Regions from separate parts of the Homo sapiens genome. Here regions 1, 2, 4 and 5 are each linked to region 3. Evidence: chromatin contacts called from ENCODE Hi-C or POLR2A ChIA-PET data. All regions are on one chromosome and are shown on one strand. The core of a region is the stretch at or near the end of the contact, and the rest is flanking DNA. Distances in the headings are between cores, read along the strand shown.

Region 1 (2,700 bases), core at 158-2,657, 360 kb before region 3:
TCTCTCTTTGGGTTCTTAAGGAGCACTTTTCTCCTTCTCTGCTTCATTTGCCTGCTTTTTGCTGTAGACCAGCCCCCAGCTCTCTGTTTGCACACCAGAACATGTGACTCCCAAATGCCTCCCCAGCACGGCCACCCCAACCACCCCAGCACAGGCAGCTCCAGCCCAAGTCTATGCACCTTAAAGGTTTAGTCCACGAAGCGACTTGATTTGTAAGTCTGAGCCCTAAGGCCAGGTCACTGGGAGGGAAATCCCATTGGCCCTGCTTGGTCAGGGGGTCACAACCTGGCTACAGATGACTCACTGGGGACTCTGGGAATAATCTCTCTCAAAAGGTAAAGTGGACAGGGACAGAGAAGATGATTAAGAAAGGAATAGAAATCCAGGGGAGGCCAGGCGCGGTAGCTCACACCTGTAATCCCAGCACTTTGGGAGGCGAGATGGGCAGATCACTTGAGGTCAGGAGTTCGAGACCAGCCTGGCCAGCGTGGTGAAACCCCCATCTCTACTAAAAATACAAAAATTAGCTGGGTGTGGTGGTACATGCCTGTAATCCCAGCTAGTGGGGAGACTGACTCAGGAGAATAGTTTGAACCCGGGAGGCAGAGGTTGCAGTGAGCCAAGATCACGCTACTGCACTCCAGCCTGGGCAACAGAGCGAGACTCCATCTAAAAAAAAAAAAAAAAAAAAAAAGAAGAAAGAAAGAAAGGCAGGGGAAAATTGAAAATTATGACAGAGGAAACAATGAGGTGAAAGAAAGGCCCAGTGTCTCAGATCGCCCTGGCTGTCCCCTGAGTTGAGGACACATCTCTTTCCTCCTTCTAAGAAGAGGCCTTGTCACTTTGTTCTTGCTGGCAGAGCTGGAAAGGCTTGAAGGAGACCACCCAGTGAGGTCACCACACAGTCCTCTTTGCTGCCCCCCATCCTCCCTGCTTTATGGTACCCAAGTCAGGGCTGCTGACCAACCACTGAGTGTCTTGACAAGTCTCAGAGAAGAGATGGACAAGGTACAAAAGTCCTCCGGCTGTTCGGCTGGGAATGGGCTCCCTAATTATGTTCTCAGCCCATACGCCCTGTGGCCACAGCTTCCAGTTAACTAGCAGCAGCCAGAGGGGTGGGGCAGGGGCAGACAGACCAGGTTCCAGGTAATTGTGGCCAAGCCGGAGCTGAACACAGAATGTGGAGGGTGTGCTGGCTTCTGGACACCCCAGATTATGGCTCTGGTGTTGTGTCTATATGATGCAACCAGGGTGTGTATCTTCCCCCCAGGGAAAGGCCCTCCCCACTCCAACCACCACCACAGGTGGTGTGGAGAACTTGCTAGATGCACGCAGTATCTTCTTCCTCCTTCTCAGGGGCCCTGCTGAGCCCAGAAGACCTAATTATATTTAGCGGGTTGCAGTTTAGGACTTGCGGTTAGGCAGGAAAGTGTGTGATTCTCCAAGTGTGGTTCCCCCTAATACCTGCATCTGAATCCCCTGGGGAGCTTATAAAAATGCAGCTTTCTGGGCCCCACCTTTGACCTATAGAATCAGAATCTCTGGATTGGTGGGGCCCAGGAGTCTGTACTTTAATAAACTTACTCTCTCCCCTCTGCTGCACATCAATCGTGTGCACACCAGTGATTCTGTTGTACTCAAAAGTTTAAGGACCGAAAATCACTGGCACAGTGGTTAAAAGCTTGGTGTCTAAACTTGGAGCCTGACTCTCTTATTAGCTGGCCCTGTGGCCAAATTAGTTACGATGCTTCATCTCAGTTCCCTCACCTGTAAAATGGGCATAAACACAGCATGCATGTCATAGAGTTACTGGAAGCACTCAGTGCCCTTAGCTGTAAATAGTGAGCACTGCCTAATGATAGCTGTCATGCTTTGTTGTGGTGGAGGACAGAGAGGATATGAAAGCTGTGAAGGCCAAAGACTAGAAGCCAACCCAGACTTAAGTCTAGAGCTGGCGGACTGGGGTGCCAGGGAAGAATGATCTCTGAGCAGAGCACAGCAAAGATGAGATGTCATCCAGGGCAAGGCCCAGAGGAGGTCACGTGCTGTAAAGTCCCTGCAGTGAGACAGCATGGGGCACCTAGGGACGAGAGCCAGACACAGTCAAGGGCAAGAAAGACAGGTAGGCAGGAGCCAGACTGGGAGAGGCCTGGTAGACCAAGGCGTGGGCACTTGATCCTGTGAATGATGAAGGGTCATGTAGGTTACATTTGCACACTGTTACACCTTTAGACACGGGCACCTGAGGTTCTTGCTTAGGGTGTGATTTATAGGGCTCTACCCTGGAGCCCACTGCCTCCCCGACAACCTGGTTGAGGAGTGGTGATACCTAAGGATTCGCCACCTGGAACCTACATCCACTTCTTTATGCATCATGCTTTACATACTTGGAACTCCTGCTCCAAACATCCTGAGCCTACCTTTAGGGTCTGTGCACACCTCTTTCTCTTGTCCCTCTTCCTTCTCCAGGGAGGCTGCTACAGCTTTTGTCCAGCAGGCCAATCTGAGAGGCAACCGTGTGTGTACAGGAGGGGTGGGCAACTCTTGGACTTGCAGTCTGTGGGGTCCACATGCGTGGGGCTGGAGATGGGCCTTGCACCCTCCTTTGTGCTCTTCTCCCAGGTTGCAGTAGGTATCGGGGCAGGACTGCTGCAGATTTGCTCTCTGGCTTGCCAGAAGGGAATGGACTAGGCGAGGCCT
Region 2 (2,700 bases), core at 192-2,691, 300 kb after region 3:
AGTGTTGACTGCCTCATTGGAGGACGCATCTGAAGTTCCTTAATTTAAATAAAAGCTCTCAGTTCATTTTAAGCAATTTGATTTAAGGAAATGGCATGAAGGCATATACTCACTGCAGGAAGAAAGCATACCTGACAAAATATTTTATGACTCCTTGTATTTAGCAAGAAGGTTAGAGACAGTATTCCCTTAGGTATGGTTTTTGAGATGTTCATTAATTTAGCTAATGGGAAAATGCCAGGTGTTCATGATCTCTGACTAGAGAAAAGTCTTTATATCCTAGTTGACTAATAGACCCCTGCTCCCACATAATTCTCAATCACAAAGTAAGCATGCCCAGAAACTATTTAGCAACATGTCAACTCTCTACATATTTATGCCTTCATTTTTAAGTAATCATACCTATCGACGTTTATCCATTTATAAAAGTTGACCTAGGCAATGTAGGTTCTGACGTTACATTATCCACATGTAAGTATTTCTACATTAGTCATTTTCAATAACTGTGCACAGAAGAAAAACCTACTTGAATTATTCTTCTGAATTCTTGGATACTAGGAGCTGCTAGACTTTCCCTAAAACACTTCCACCTTTTACTGAGCATTTATAAGTTCCACTGTGGCCTACTTCATTAATAACACACAAATGCATTTAAATTCTGAAATTCAAGCAAAGAAATCAGAGATGATAAATAACAATAACAACAAACCAGGAAATCACTAGAGAAACCAAAAGTCTGAGCTCCCTAAGGCCTTTTTTATTAGAGCTGTAAATCATATCACCCAAAGGGGAACTTGGGGGAAGTTTGCACACAATCAAGTCTAACCTAGCAGCAGTACTGGAAATAACTACAGATGCAGTGCCAACAATGCTTGGATGATTGCCACCATGAATAACATTTGTCAAGCATTTGTATGACTTAGCTACACTACAAAGCAGCTTTGCTATATAGTTCACAATGTTTTGGCTAATTATACTTTTAAAAATAATCTCCAGTGAAACAAAAGTCAGCTGAACTCTCAATACATTTGAGGAGGAAACTGGTGCCCTAGCATTGAAGCAAATGGCCAAGGACCACCTCCCAACATCAAAAACCCCACCAATATGTCTGAAGGCTGCAAAGGGACTATCAAAATGAAAGATGTCTGCAAGGTAGTCACTTTTCTCTTCCAAATATTTTCTAATTTTGTTACTTTTAAATCCTCCCTTCCTCTCTAAATCCCCCTCCCAAACATCCCTCTTATCTGGGTCAACAATTAAATCACAAAGGATCTCAATGCTCTCAGAGTAACGCACATCTGTCTATTACATTGTACATTCACTGGAACCAGATCAAGGGAACCAGAAAAAATTGTGCTGCATTCAAACCTTCAGCCTAAATGGGTAGCCCTGCAGTGCTACAACTTTCAAAGTTGACACTGACAGTTATCTCTACAAACACTGAAGGGCTCACTGGTGCCAAACAGGATGTCCCTGCTAGGAAGTTCATTGACTATAAATGTTACGTGGTGTCATAACAAGCAATAACGTGCCAAGACTCTGGAGCTTCAGATTAACCACTGAAAGACAACATGGGAAATGCGGTGAGTTCATCCTCATGAAACCAGAGCTCAGGGGAAGCACGGCGTTTAACACTTCCATTTACAAGCCTTTGGGGAGGAAAATCTGGATCACTACAAAGCTGGAGAAAAGTCTCCCTGTTGTAACTCAGGGCTGTGATGAAAACGACAAGAATTACAACCAAGGGAGAAAAAGAGGGAGCAAAGTTCACCACCTAAGGCTTATCTGGAATTCAAAGCAATCTAGGTTAATATTTTATGATACAGAATGAATCAAAGGTACACCCCTCACCTGCACTGTTGTATCTGCCTGGCGACACCTGATGAGGAGGTGTTAAACAGACAACAGCCCACGCTATGACACAAAGAGGAAGAAGGCCAGAGAGGCAAAGAACAAAGAGGAAGAGGAGAAAAGGTACAGCAGCATGCACCATAGTTCAGCAGAAAACTGTGATGTTTATTTCTTGGTTTATTTCTTTTCCCCCATATTTTATCCTGGCTCAACACACTTCAATTTATTCCTCCAATTCTGAGTGCCCCAAATATTTGAACCAGGATTTTTCAAATGAGAGAGAAATCTTGTTAACAAGGAACTTTCCCTTAAAGCTTTCTAAATGTATAAAAATTGTAATTTCACAGAGAAACCATCCAACTCCTGGCTCTCCTGTGACTGATTTTACTCTACAATAATAATTTCTAACATTTACAGGATTTTAAATACATCGTTTCATTCAATCTCAGGACAACTCTGAGGTAGGTACAGCATTCCACAGCAACCCAAAGGTGCAAGATCATATCGCAGGCATGTGGTGGAACAAGAAGTCCAACCCCAAGCCTACATTTAGTTTATATCTTACATTTGGTATTATTAGAAGAGACACGCTGTTCGACACAAAGCTCAAGTTCGTCTACCTTAGATCACATGTCCTTGCTATTTTTAAAGGTGGTTTTTAGAATGAATCACCATAATGGCTTTGCAGACTATGACTGTTCCTGATGCACCAGCCTGGCTATCAGTCATGGGTCAGATGAAGGGTCAGGAGGGCAGGTGGTTAAAAGGACTGAGTGGCTTGATCTCCTGCTAAAATTACACAAAGAAGACTAAGAGCATTGCTGACACAGAAAACTGGACTGAGAACAA
Region 3 (2,700 bases), core at 48-2,547:
AAATCAGACAACAAAGACTACACACTGTAGGATTCCTCTTCTATAAAGTTCAAAAACTCACCTATCATGATCGAGTTACAAAATGGTTATCTTTGGCAGAGGGTATTGACTGGAAGAAGGCACAAAAGAGCCTTCTAGGGTGCTGGCCTGGCCTATATCCTGATTTGGGTGGTAGGTACGTAGGTGTACACATAGGTGCGCACGCATTGAGCTGTATTTTTAGCATTTGTGTACTTCGCTGTGTGTTGCATCTCAGTAAAGCAGTCCCCACCACAAAGACAGCTTCTGGATACAGGCAAGAGCTTAAACAGCTTTGGGTGCTGGAGAAGGAACCGCTCATCTGTGGAAATCCACTGGCCTTCCTGGAGAGGTCTTTCCAAGTAGTCGGCTTGTCCTCTGACGGCACCTGCTGAGGAGTGTCTGGTTCCCCTGCTCACATCTCCTTTGCTTTAACCTCCTGCGATGAGCTCCTGAGCTCAACTCCAGACCTCTGGTTCACCAGTCCTCTTAGCCTTTCAGCCACTACCCTCCTCCAGCTTGGAAACCCTTGGGGTCCTAAGGGCCTGTTGACCTGGACGTCTCTCTCAGCCATTTCTGCTACCCTGGCCTAGCAGCCACTCCCATCTGGGCCTTGTAAAGGAGGGGATGTGCCTCCCCTGTGCCAAAAGGGCTTTCTGCTTACCCCTTTTGTCTGACAGCAACTGCCTGTGATGTTTCCTCTCTATGCGCTGATGTCCTCCCGTTTCCTGGAGCAATCCCGGGAGAAGGGAGGGAGGGAAAGAAACTGTATTGACATGCACAGAAATAAGGCACACTGAGAGGTATTTTAAAATCTATTATGTCCCTTACCCTTGATTTCTTTTAGGTAGAGTCTGGTTTCTTTTCATTATGTGACTTGGGTGATTCAAATCAGCATGGTTAGGATAGAATCACGGTATTTTAGCAATGAAGAGGTTCTTAATCATCATTTCAAATTCCAAGAGGGACGATTTCCAATTGTGTGGTCCTAAGTACATGAACACATTTATTATCCTGCTTCCCACCCAGCCCCCAACACACATAAGCATCACTCATCAATCATTATGATCACCAAGAAGATGCCTCCCGACACATCCACAGTTCTAAATGTCCCAAGGCAGGGTTTAGCCTCATTTGTTTATTTTGCAGATAACGAAATTGAAGCCCAAAGCAGAAAAATGACTTATCCAAGCCCCTGACAAAACAGGGCCTGATTTCCAGTTCCGTGAGATTTGTAGGTCACCCTGTTAACTTTTGGTGTAAGTTTGAGGAACTAAAACGAGGCACTGCAAGGGAACTTCTGTTTCTTACTGAATTTCTGCTTTCCTTTCTGGCAGTAGAAGCTGTCCCATGTCACTTCCTCTTTCCCTCCCTGAGAGTTAGCAGATAGCGTGGTGCCAGAGCCATTGCTTCCCTCTCAAGCAGAGGGGCAGTGGAGGCATGTCTGAGAACTTGCTGGCAGACACACCCAGTGTGGACCTGCCCTATTTATCCACACTCTCCACCCTGACCACATTAGACAGATATGCAAACACTCAGCATCCGGCAAACCCCCCACCACCCTCCCGGCCAAGTCTCATCACAGATCCATAAAAGACAGTGAAAATACACCGAGGTCTGATTTATTCTACTTTAGATGCAAAGACTGCTCCATCCCATCACCCCATGTCATTCAGATACAGGCGGCTTGATGCTGGCAGCATGTGGAGCAAAGTAAGTGAGGAGGAGGTTCAGCACAGTGGCTGGGAACACAGGAGTTAGAGCCATTCGTTCATGCATTCATGTAAGCACTCATTCATTCATGCATGCAAGCATTCAAGCACTGGTTCATTCATTCTCCATTCCAGTGTTTATTGAGCTCTTACAATCGTTGGGTTCATTCTGGGCATCAGGTAACATGCTGGTAAACACAATAGATGTGTTCCCAACCTTGTGAACTTACAGTCTCTAGATTGAGCTCAAAACCTGGCCCTGCCACTGAACACCTATGTGGCCTTGGGTGAATTGCTGAATCTCTCTGAACCTCTACCTCTTCATCAATAAAACAGGAAAATAGAAATAGAGTTGTGAAGAGTAAGTATAAAAAAGGATGGGAAGGAACTAGCCCAGTTCCTGGTATATAATAGGTGGTAAGTAGGTCACAGTTACTATTATTGCTAAAAATTTAACATTCGATAGGAACAATCCCTAAATCCGTATACCTAAAACCTGGACATGAAATTTTGGCTAAGAGCTCTATATTTTACCTAAATTATGTATAATAAACCAGCTTTTTTCAAAGATGTGTAGTTGTATATCATAAATCAAATACACATATATATAAGGTGTATATCATAAACAAAAAACCCTATGTGTGTATAGTATGTGTGTGTGTATGTGTGTGTATCTTAACTGGCATGGTATCATAATTTCTATATTCTTTTTTTTTTTTTTTTTTTTTTTGAGGTGGAGTCTTGCTCTGTCGTCCAGGCTGGAGTGCAGTGGCGTGATCCCAGCCTGGCTCACTGCAACCTCCACCTCTCAGGTTCAAGCAATTCTCCTGACTCAGCCAACCAAGTAGCTGGGACTACAGGTGTGTGCCACCACGCCTGGCTAATTTTTATATTTCTAGTAGAGACGGGGTTTCACCGTGTTGGCCAGGCTGGTCTTGAACTCCTGACCTCAGGTGCTCCCCACCACCCA
Region 4 (2,700 bases), core at 65-2,564, 440 kb before region 3:
GTTTTATGTCTATCTCAACTGCATTGACCCATTCTTAAAAACTCCCAACCCATTACAGCAATCAACCTGAATCCAAAATCTCATCTAAGTCTTATCAGGTCAAAAGTTTCATTTCTCATCACATAAATCATCGAATATAGGCATGGGTGAAGCTCTGGGTATAGTCCAGTGTGTGGCACAATTTCTCTCTATCTGTGGACCTATGAAGCTAGCAAAGAAATTATCTGCTCCCAAAATACAAAATGAAACACACTCCACCAGGGTAACAGCACTCCCATTCAAAACGAGAGAAGAAGGAAAGAAAAAAAAGAGTCCCTGGTCCCAAATGTTTTCTAAATCCAACCAGAAAAACTCCATTAGGTTTCAAGGCATGGCTCTCAGCTCTGCCTTCAGAGCCTATAAGGTCTGCTCTCACAGTCATCTTTCCTTCTTCATAAAGGGTAATACTTGTTTGCAGCTGTAGTTTCACCCACCTGTTTCCTGTCTGTAGAATTTTGGTGATCTGACAACCTTCTTTCATTTTGTTCTCTCTGTCCCTTTCAGGTCAAGCTGGCAGTGTTTTGGGGCACATACCATTCTTAAAAGCCTTGTGAGTTTCCTGCATATGTCACATGGACTCACTCCATTTGACCATCAGGCCAAATCAAACCTATTGCCTCTTTTTGTAAATGAAGTTTTATTGCAACACAGACACACCTACCTGTTCATTTACATATTGTTGATGGCTATTTACATGATATAACAGAGTGAAGGGTTGCAACAGAGACAGTGTGGCTCAAAAGCTGAGACTATTTACTATCTAACCCTTTTCAGAAAATGTTTGCTGATGACTGGCCCAGAGCCAAAACCCAAATAAGTAGTAGCGTTTAAACAAATGACAGGCTTGGGTGGGTTGCAAAAGCGGGGCCGCTTGGAGGTAGTGAATATTTCAGATGTTGTGCGGGAGGTGTGAGGAGAAAAGTGAGAAGCGGTGAGGGACGAAGGAAGAGGAAGTGAGAGCCATGGACTTCAGAAGTAAACTTGAACTTCTTGGCAAGTTACCTTGGAAGCCTGGGGCCAGGGTCATTAAGCAGCAAGATTACCATGAAGGAAAAGAGTGAACCAAAAGAAAGTAAGGGGAGAAATTCAAACTGGGCTCAATTGTGACAGAAAAGAAAAATCACACCTAGAGCAGTACACTGAGTCCCTTAGTATGCAAGAACCACATTGCCTCCTCCTCATCCTCCCTCTGAAAAGAAGCCCGCTGTGCACACCTATGGGACAGCCTTTGCTTAATTCTATGTGCCAGCGGCAGCTTCCCAGTAAGCCTTCTCCCCTTTGCTTTTGCTCCGTGGAAATGAGAACACGCCAAGGGTGACGTTTGTGTGTGGGTTTTGGCGCTTTCACAAAAAGCTTCATTAGCCTTATTTAGAATATGATTGCTCCTTCAATCCCTGTGCATAAATGGATTTCAGGTGACCATGCCTGTCACAGGCCCCTGCTCGCCTGGTTACTGGCTTGAGGTATTCTTTGGTTTAAACAAAGCAGGACAAATAAAGAGCAAAGACCCACTCAGGGCCCTAGATGTTCATAGAAACTGATTTCCCCTTAAAAAAACAGCTCACTGTGGGAGTTGTAAATAGGAAGAAATGAACCATTTAAGAGAGTCTTTGAGACTACTGCCTGTTGGAATGGAACCAGTTTGGGGTTTGGGGTGGAGGTGGCATGTCAAATTTGTGGTTACTTCCTAAACACACACAAACTGTTTCAATATCTGATTTGAATATGCTACAACTGCCCCCTGCCAAAACCCTGCCCAGCAGTCTTTCTCCCCACAAACAGCTAAGCCAAGAACCCCAGGACAATTTGCTGTCTGTGCTGATAGACTATCTGGGGTTTCTAAAGCAGGCGATGTATTCTATTTCAGGAAATCAGACCAAATAAAAATCATTCCAATTAAAAAGTGCCACTGGGCAAGTAGAACAGCAAGTGCCCACCTCACACAAAACAGACCAACCACAAAGTGCAGGCTTTCATATATGTTGTTGATGGCAGAGTCACTGCCTTAGAGCCTCGAGTTTATTCAATGGGATAAAAGTTGCCTGGTAAATTGGGCTGAGAGGATTTTTTCCCAGAAGGCCATCACAAGGCATTTTGATGTACTTATCATTTACAAGAGCCTAGAGGAATCTAAAAGTGATTTTGATTTCAAATACTATAGAACCCAGTTATTATATAGCTTATTAATACTGAGCTTCAAATAACCATCAGATATATTCTGAGACACACACATATGCACACACATACACATACACACACATACACACACACACACCCTCTGTACAGGCTTGTAATATGAGGCCTGTGATGGTGATGTCTCATGTTATTTAGGGAGTCGGGTTCTAAATTTCTACAAAGATGAAAATTGTGTACAGTTAAAGGTGCATTTGGAAAATCCCTTCAAATGCCCACTAGCACAGTGAGGTGCTTGCACCGTGAGAGGTAGGAAGTAAATCTGATTACTTCAGCTCTCACATGCCCCTTGCAGGTGAGGATGGGCAGAACCAACACCATGTCAGCCCTCTTTTTCACTCTTCTTGCTGAGGGCATGGAGATGAATTCACTTTAGTTAACTGTATAGGTTATATAATTTCACCTTGATCAGCTCACCCCCAGGAGGGTTAGTCCTGTCTACAAATACAAAAGCCACTCGTGTCTTTT
Region 5 (2,700 bases), core at 125-2,624, 420 kb before region 3:
ACCATAAGCTCCCCAAGAAACAGGCTGCCCTCACATCCTTTCTGGGGCTCTGCTTTTGGGAGAGCCCAGATAAAGACACTGGGTGAGGTACTGCCAGGGTCAGCGTCCCAGGGCACAGAGAGGATAGAGAAGGGCAGAGAACAGATTTGGGGCTTGAGGGCAGCACATCCATTCAACAAGCACAGCTGACATCCAGTGCTGGAGGCCCAGAGGTGCCCAGTGTGTGCAAGACTGCCCTCCTGCCTCCTCACTGAGTGGACACCCTCCCCCTCTTCCAGCACTCAGAGGACCCCGCCCAGGAAAGCCTTCCTGCTTTTACTAGGGAGGAACAGAAACTGCTTGATCTCCCCGACAAGCGCCACCTGAGCTAGAGGGGAGTAAAATCTACCCTCATTTGGGGACCGTCTCATTTACATCTTTTACAACGTTAAACAGAAGAAAGCATCACTTAGCAGGTGCCCACCCTGATATCCAGCACCACCCTTTGCATTTGCTGTGATTACCTCCTTTAACACAGGTGGAAAATGTGACTCAGAGAGGTTAAGTAACTTACCCAAAGTCACACAGCCAAAACCCAACAGAGCCAGGATTTAGAGACATTCTGATTGACTTCATATTCCATGTAGATGGCACTATGAGGCACTGTCTCAGAAAGTTTTCTGCACACGTATTCCCCCATCCTACTCCCCAAGGCAAAGCAGAAGGCTGGGCTCTGGGTTTTTCTGGCTTGGGATGCCTTAATCAGACCTCCAGCCCAAGCCAGTTTTCAGCGGCTTCTCCCGCGTTCCCAGCCTGTCTTCAATCACGCCGCAGCAGCCCCTACCTTGTTCATCACCGGCTTTCCTTCTCGTGCCTCCTCTAATTTTGCTCCATATCCTTTATGATGAACCATTGCATGGAGGGTGATTTACAACCTCCACTCTCATCTGCCTAGGGTTTAAAAAAAAAAAAATAGAAGAATTAAATTGGATCAAGCGCTCCAAGATCCTGTCTCTGACTTCAGCCTCTCTCGTTTACCCAGTGATGCATCACGCTGTGTTCTAATGGCTTCCTAATGGGCAACTTAATCTGTCATTAAACCCACTCACCAAGCGCCCCTTGCCAGACTCCTCGGCCATTGGTCTGCTTGCTGAGCCACGGCGTCTGTGGGGTGGCCCCGTCCTCAGATTGGCAGGGGTTCTAAAAGGAAGCGTATCCTTTCGTCTGGGGTCCCAGGCTCAAATGCCGACGGGGCCAGAGAGGTAAGAAAGGTGAGCAGGGCTGGGGGCTGGGACTCTGCGGCCGTCTAACGGGCAGCCCCTGCTCGGCCCCCCTCATCGCTGACTTATGGGGATCTGGGCCCAGAACTTCCCATTTCTTGACACAAGTCGGAGATGTAGAAGTGTATGTATAATCTTCCCCTTTTAAAAATGTCAGCATCTATTTAAAAACATTTTTTTTAAACACTGGGCAGGCCAAATAAAACATGGCAGCCGGCAGCTTTGGTCCCCACTGTCAACTCCTTCTCAGAGAGACCCCGAGATACCCCCCTGTGCTGCTCCCAGTCCCGGAGATTTCCTACAGCTCTGCTCAGCACGGGTAAGAGAATAATAAATCGGTCACTTCACTATCCAATTAGCAGCTGTTGCTCCCCGCTGGAGGAAGAAAACAAACAGGAAGACCCTGCCCTGTTTTGTTTAGGATCAAACTCGCCTCTGTACCACCTACCGGAGGGACTCTGGGGTTTGAGTTCTGGGGACAAGCGCGTGCCCCTGCCTCCGAATGAGCTCCTTTTACGTGTGAGTCCTGGGCACAAAACCACAGCCACCACAAGCCGCGGATGCTTCCCCAGCGGGCCCCGCGAAGGGAAACTCCGTGCAGGGGCAAAGCTGAGTTTTGCAACCAGTGAGCGGGAGCCCGGGGGGCGTGGCCAGGCTGAGGGGATGCGTTGTCCTGGTAACCCGTAACTTCCAGAACCATCCATCCTCTGGGGACTTCCTCTATGGGGCTGAAGGGCTTTCTTTCAGTCTCTCCTCAAGCCCTGTCAACATCACAGCAACATATTCCCTTAAATTCCTGAAAAGGTGCCACACTTGAGAGGCAGTGTAGAGTGTGAACCCTGGAGCCAGACCACACAGGATTAGGTGAAAGGCACTTAGCTTCCGCGGGAGCTGGAGCAAGACATTTAACCCCTCCAGCCTCAGTTTTCTTATCTGTCAAGTGGAGATCATAGTTGTGCTGACCCTGAAGGTGAAGATTAAATCAGTTAACATACGTAGCACATCCCCTGTAGTTCCTAGGGCAGGGTAAGTGCTATGTAAGTGTCAGGAATGGTAATAATAATTTGGGGGAGCATCCGCTGTCCTCTTAGCTCTGAGAGATAGAGGCTCATCAATCTATGGGATCTCACATTAAGACATAGTTGAGCTGTCTCTGGGATGCCAAACTCCTAGAGTTTATCACTTCCCCCCTCTCCATGTATTGTATCCTCTCCCCTCCATCAACTCTTTGGAACTGTGGAAAGTTCTACCCCTTTCCAAACCCAACTCCAACGATACTCCTTCATACCACACACAATGTTCTTCACCCTCCTCTGAACTCATTTTATGCTCTATTGGCACACACACAAGAGCACTTATCACCATTTGCCTTAGACAGTAGCTATGTGTGGATACGATTTATCTCACTGGAGACCGTGACCTCATCTTATTTTTTATATCC

The links. A loop is a pair of places that touch in the nucleus more often than their neighbours do. ChIA-PET counts read pairs that join two places held with the same protein, here RNA polymerase II (POLR2A). Pooled maps may share reads with other maps.
Region 1: a loop to region 3 is called in a pooled map, with 4 times the contacts of the local background. The contact joins two enhancer-like sites. A Hi-C loop is called at or near these places in 4 of 37 single-sample maps with no recorded cell type and 5 of 50 pooled maps. POLR2A ChIA-PET finds 5 or more read pairs at or near these places in 2 of 52 experiments (PC-3 and activated CD4-positive, alpha-beta T cell).
Region 2: a loop to region 3 is called in a map of PC-3, with 4 times the contacts of the local background. The contact joins two enhancer-like sites. A Hi-C loop is called at or near these places in 2 of 168 maps with a recorded cell type or tissue (OCI-LY7 and PC-3), 9 of 37 single-sample maps with no recorded cell type and 10 of 50 pooled maps. POLR2A ChIA-PET finds 5 or more read pairs at or near these places in 2 of 52 experiments (activated B cell and activated naive CD4-positive, alpha-beta T cell).
Region 4: a pooled map shows a loop between it and region 3 (3-fold over the local background). The contact joins two enhancer-like sites. A Hi-C loop is called at or near these places in 2 of 37 single-sample maps with no recorded cell type and 3 of 50 pooled maps.
Region 5: a map of B cell shows a loop between it and region 3 (4-fold over the local background). The contact joins the promoter of LINC00877 here to the enhancer-like site in region 3. A Hi-C loop is called at or near these places in 1 of 168 maps with a recorded cell type or tissue (B cell) and 5 of 50 pooled maps. POLR2A ChIA-PET finds 5 or more read pairs at or near these places in 1 of 52 experiments (naive thymus-derived CD4-positive, alpha-beta T cell).

Annotation. Positions count from the first base shown.
Region 1 is chr3:72,162,729-72,165,428 of GRCh38, forward strand. All of the region lies in intron 2 of LINC00870 (long intergenic non-protein coding RNA 870), which reads left to right. Among named protein-coding and RNA genes, the nearest start is that of LINC00870, 13 kb to the left of the region's middle. RefSeq lists enhancers at 16-65, 86-185, 1,186-1,455, 1,966-2,075. Within about 2 kb of position 1,408, at least 4 of the 41 ENCODE cell types and tissues checked have a DNase peak (open chromatin) inside an H3K27ac peak, as active enhancers do.
Region 2 is chr3:72,819,775-72,822,474 of GRCh38, forward strand. The region is part of intron 6 of SHQ1 (SHQ1, H/ACA ribonucleoprotein assembly factor); the gene reads right to left. Among named protein-coding and RNA genes, the nearest start is that of SHQ1, 27 kb to the right of the region's middle. RefSeq lists enhancers at 2,473-2,522, 2,543-2,700. Within about 2 kb of position 1,442, at least 13 of the 41 ENCODE cell types and tissues checked have a DNase peak (open chromatin) inside an H3K27ac peak, as active enhancers do; they include PC-3, where a contact is called at or near this core.
Region 3 is chr3:72,522,199-72,524,898 of GRCh38, forward strand. No RefSeq gene overlaps it. Among named protein-coding and RNA genes, the nearest start is that of RYBP, 77 kb to the left of the region's middle. Within about 2 kb of position 1,298, at least 9 of the 41 ENCODE cell types and tissues checked have a DNase peak (open chromatin) inside an H3K27ac peak, as active enhancers do; they include B cell and PC-3, where a contact is called at or near this core.
Region 4 is chr3:72,077,182-72,079,881 of GRCh38, forward strand. The region is part of intron 2 of LINC00877 (long intergenic non-protein coding RNA 877); the gene reads right to left. Among named protein-coding and RNA genes, the nearest start is that of LINC00877, 22 kb to the right of the region's middle. RefSeq lists enhancers at 1,018-1,107, 1,178-1,307, 1,428-1,477. Within about 2 kb of position 1,315, at least 3 of the 41 ENCODE cell types and tissues checked have a DNase peak (open chromatin) inside an H3K27ac peak, as active enhancers do.
Region 5 is chr3:72,099,081-72,101,780 of GRCh38, forward strand. LINC00877 (long intergenic non-protein coding RNA 877) reads right to left here and starts at 1,375. Exons shown (of 7, transcript NR_104116.1): 1 at 1,089-1,375; 2 at 824-930. RefSeq lists an enhancer at 653-1,493.